2 separate regions of the Homo sapiens genome follow, and region 2 is linked to region 1. The links are chromatin loops, found by intact Hi-C in ENCODE. Cell type or tissue: Caco-2. All regions are shown on one strand.

What was found. Hi-C counts contacts between places; a loop is a spot of excess contacts. Peaks named below come from ENCODE experiments on the same cell type or tissue, not always from the same donor. Only the 100,000 strongest peaks of a DNase experiment are listed, where the experiment ranks them.
Region 2: a loop joins it to region 1, with 12 times the contacts of the local background. A loop is called at or near these places in 3 of 110 quality-filtered maps.

The regions. Positions count from the first base shown.
Region 1 is chr18:6,660,882-6,663,381 of GRCh38, forward strand. No RefSeq gene overlaps it. Among named protein-coding and RNA genes, the nearest start is that of ARHGAP28, 68 kb to the right of the region's middle. In Caco-2, no CTCF peak of the experiment used is centred here; DNase peaks (open chromatin) are centred at 1,000 and 1,330.
Region 2 is chr18:6,885,246-6,887,745 of GRCh38, forward strand. ARHGAP28 (Rho GTPase activating protein 28) reads left to right here. Exons shown (of 18, transcript NM_001366230.1): 12 at 1,912-1,994. Among named protein-coding and RNA genes, the nearest start is that of LINC00668, 43 kb to the right of the region's middle. In Caco-2, a CTCF peak has its summit at 1,170 (motif pointing left); a DNase peak (open chromatin) is centred at 1,156.

The DNA.
Region 1 (2,500 bases):
GGTTTTTATTTTTTGCAATTTCCACAACTTTATTATTTTTATCTAAACTTAATTTTTAAGGTATATTTTTAAATTTAGCATAGGTCTGGCCCATGGCCCATTTATTTACATCAATAAATCAAGTTGAAGTCATCAACTGTGGTTTAATTAAACAATTAATTTAATTAATCTAATCAAGTTTTATTTTCTATAATAAAAAGCAATTTAAACTCTACATATTGGTGAAGAGTTTGAAAATTGCTTGAGTTTTTATTAGATAACGATACAGATTTTTTTGTAAAAAAGATAACAGATTTTTTGTTAAAACAGCAGAGGTATTTACTCTAAAATACTCCACTGGTTTAAAAAAAAAAAAAGAATTTCCATGAACCTGATACGTTTAAAGTTGACTCGCAATGACTTCTTTCTTTCTTTTTTTCCAGAAGTTCTATTGCCTTCATATTTTCAAGGCTCTGGATGGATCCAAAAAATTAAACTAAAACTGAAGGCAAATCTTAAATTTCTTTAGTAATACGCAAAATATGAATTAAAACACATGAACTCTTCTGAAAGGAATCGACCCATTTAAAATGCCAAAGAAGCTACTGGAAACACAGAATTCATTTCTGGCTCATTAACGTTGTTGATAGGAGCAACAACATGCTTATTGCCGAGAGCGGTCTCTGCCAGTGGCTCTGAATGCTCCCCCTGGACAAGAAAAGCCATCTGGGGAGGGACTTTCCTAAGAGACCTGTGGTCCCTACACAAACTTGAATTCCTTTTGGCTTGTTATTTAGGATTCAGAAGCCAAAAAAGAATGCCAGGAACTACATATTCCCCAACACCAAACCACCACCAACAACCATAACAAGAAACAACAGCAGCATAACCATATGAAAAACAGGGGCAACAAAGGGAACTAAAAGACAAAGAGGAACTGGCAAAACCCCAGTTGAAAACAGCTGAGATGACCCAATTCCCCCATGCTATCTCTCCAAGACAGGTGCTCCTTATGCCCATCTCTGTACCAGATGCACAGGGAAACACAGGCACAGGTGTGAATGATGTAGGAATCTTACCCATCAATTGTGGAAGGAAATGACATGTTTTGTGAAATTCCTTTGGAGTAGTAAAAAATATAAAGCAGTGAAATTCCCACTTTATAGGAAATTCCTCTTACGCAAAAATTGCCCCTAAGAACAAACACTAGTCAAGAAAATGTAGGAGTACTTGTCAAGAATGAGAAGACCTGAGATTTTATCATTTTTCCTTCACTGAAGAATTTGATTCAGGAATTCCTGACCTGCATCTGGTGTTGGTTTCTGGCTTGTGTTTAACCTTTGGGTGTGTTCAGCGAGGAATGTCTGCTAATCATGTTTAGCCCAATAAAATCTGGCAGCTTAAAAATGTTGACGCTATTTTAGAACTATGGACTTCAAAAGAGTAAAGATTTTGTATAAATTCAAGCTGTCGTGAAGGAGAAATGGTGTCACTGCCCAACAGGCCAGCAATCTAGGGCTGCAGATGTCTCCCTCTGTCTGCTGTAGAGGAAGATATATGATGAAGAGCTAAGGAAGATAGATGCAAATTGATTTTAGAGAAAGTCTGCCTGCTGTTTCATTCATTCATTCACTCATCCATTCTTTTACCCCTTCATTCATGAGATGTTTGTTAATGTCCACTATATGTCAACCCTCTGCTCAGACACAATGCTGAAGAGTGAGGAGAAGAGAAAGAAAAAAAAAGGAGGAGGAAAGGGAAGAGAATGAGAAGAACAAGAATAGGATAAACCCAAAATGTCAGCAGACAAATAATTATTGAGTATTTATTATATGGCAAGTACTATGCTGAGTACACTATCTACTTTCTATAAGGTGCACTATCTCATGGAAGCTTCTCAACTCCTTGATGTAAATACTGTTATTTATTCCCACTTTTTAGATGAGAAAAATGAGATTCACTTAGAACAAGTAATTACTCCTGGTCAACTGAGTCATTAAGTAGCTAACATTTTCTAGAAACGAAGCCGCTCTGATTGGCAACACCTTATTACAAGAAAGGGCATGGTCTCTGCAAACAATGGCCAGGGTTGAAATTGTGGATCTGCCACTTACTGGCTATGTGACCTTGGGAAAGATAACCTGCTTCTGCCCCAATTTCCTACGTGGATGTTAAGATTAGGTGCGTTATTATATGTAAAATAATCGGAATTACACTTGGCTTATAGGATGTACTACGATGTGCTTTTTATTATTCCAAAGCCCAGGCTCGTAACTATCACTTTCCTGTCCTCAGGGAGCTTAGAGTTTGAGGATCAATCGAGACCAGTGGACAGCACATTACAACACAGCGTGCTAGGGCTCAGACAGGCTAAGAGCAGGTTGCTAAGGAAGCGTGCCCTTAGAATCTGTGTCCAGACTTGAGGATTCAGGGAATCTTCCTAGAAGAAGTGACATCTAAGCAGGAAGACCTGGAGGATGAGGAAGAGGAGTGAGCTAGTTGAGAGTTCTGAGAGTTGGGA
Region 2 (2,500 bases), 220 kb after region 1:
GATACCAGCGAACCCTGCAGGAAACCCAGAGTTCTGGCCTGCTACCAGCAGGAAATAATGGCCTTTTTGCCACCTAAGTAAGCTCTAGTTGTAACAAGATTCTCTGAAGGGGAGGATTGTGAACAAGCGCGTGTGTGTGTGTGTTTAAGCTGTCCCTCTCAATACCCTCAAATGGAGCTCAGAGAACACAGAGCCTTTTCCACTAATGTCGTTACTTTCTCTTTTCAAACTTGGCCCCAAACTTGACCGTAAAATTAAAGGACTAGTATCATCATCAATCAAGCCTCAGATGCTTTCATTACATGCTTAATAACTTTCTGGGGAAATAATGACCTCAGGAAAGAGAATACTTGTGACGGGGATGTATTAAATGAATTAACTACAAAACTATTAATCACAAAACAGCGTTGGGCCAGGTTTCCTAAGTAAAATGAAAATGGATTATTTGCCAAATTAAACTTAACTTAAAAGAGCTTCTTAATTTCTCTGAAGTTAATGGAAACACAGTGGTCCCAAGCCTACATCTGCATCTCTTGTTTTTTTCTTCCCCAGAGTTGTTTTTTTTTTTTTTTAATTGCGTTGGAAGATTAGAGACAGTCCTCAGCCTGCAGTTTATGCACTAACATTATGTCTTGTCTGCCCCTAAATGCTTTGCACTGAGACTTGCTCTTAAAGTTTCTATTATTCAGGCAAGCTCACAGCAATGTGTATTTGCTCTTTTCAGTAACATCCTGGACCTGCGTCATTATAAATTTGATACAAGTTATCCACAAATCTACACATGGATTTTTCTTCAACAATATGATCCTCCCTCTCTCCCCATATTGCTTGGTTGTATACACTTGTCATCTACTCCTGAACTCTAGCACGCACAGCTCCAGTAACCTACTAGCTTGTCACAAGTGTTTCCACTGCTATACAGCTCAGTTAACTTCACCAGCAGCTGACTGCCTTCCAGCCATTGAATAGAAATAGATTTTCCTTCAACTTGAGAACTCCCCAGAGATTCCAGAACATAATGCTTTCCTCCAAGAACTCCCCACCAAGACACCATTTTGAAGAAAATACAGAGGGACAAAGGAAAGCCTAGATTCTCTGGTGTATTCTAAATTTTCAGCACAGCTGGTCGTGGATTATCCAGCTGTGGATGGAATCCCTGAGTATAAATGCCAACCCTCTGGCGCCATCTTGTGTCATTACTGAGGAAGAAAATACTCAACAATCTCCAAAGATCCAACTACAGTCATCACCTTCCCTAAGTGTCCATGGAAGATCTAGAATAAGTGTCATAGATCATAAAAGTAAGAGCAAATATGTAGAAAGATAACTATGTACAGGTACTGATTTAAACACTCTACATGTATTAACTCATTTAATCCTCATAACAGCCTGTGAGGTAGATACAATGACTATTCCTATTTTACAGATAATAAAGTAGATGCAACAGGGATTAAATAACCTGCCCCAGGTCACACAGCGACTAAATAGTAGTCCAGGTTTGAAACCTGGTTCTAAATCTGTGTTCCTAATACTTATACTTTTCTGCCTCATTATATGGAAGCAAGGTTTATTTTCTCTTGTATTGAGTGAGCTTCACTTCTATTTATAGTATTAAAGGAAGGGAAGGTCTGCGAAAGTACTTTGAAAGGGAAGTGCTATCCAAATCCAGAATTATTCTGAGGATCTCGTTGGCCACCTGCCTCAACAATGGCATCATGGGATGGGAAAAGGGAGTTGATGGACAGAGGCTCCTGTCCAAGTGAACAAATTTACATTGCTGGGCACAAAACCTGAGTCTTTACCACCAAAAGCTGTCAGGAGCCCTCCTGTGCCACCAGATGCTAGCAAGAAATGCTGTCAGGATGCATCAGGGCTATTTAAAATGTATGACTATTTCTGTTTTCTTGTTAGGAGGGCCTCACGTCAAAGTACAGTTTCAAGCCTTACACCTCATGGTCATGGCGCTGCCTGATGCCAACAGAGATGCAGCTCAGGTACGTCGTGTCCACCTCACAGCTTGTCCTGGGGCTCTTATTGCTCAGAGGACATGGCTCATATAGGAAAATGAAAGTGGAGATGACAGCTCACTGAGCCACCTGAGCATGCTGCAAACACACGGCCTTTCTGTGCTCCCACTGCCCTTCTCCTGAGGAAGACAAGAAAGAGTGGAGATCTTGGTATCTTGTTTTTTTTTTTTTTTTGAGAGACAGAGTTTTGCTTTGTCACCCAGGCTGGAGTGCAGTGGCACGATCACAACTCACTGCAGCGTTGACTTCCCAGGGCCAGGTGATTCTCCCATCTCAGCCTTCCAAGTAGCTGGGACTACAGGTATGTGCCACCACACCCAGCTCATTTTTTGCAGAGGCAGGGTTTTGCCATGTTGCTCAGGCTGGTCTCCAACTCCAGGGCTCAAGTGATCCTCCTGCCGCAGCCTCCCAAAGTGCTGGGATTACAAGTGTGAGCCACCACGCCCGGGCGGTATGTTCTTAAACATTTAAGT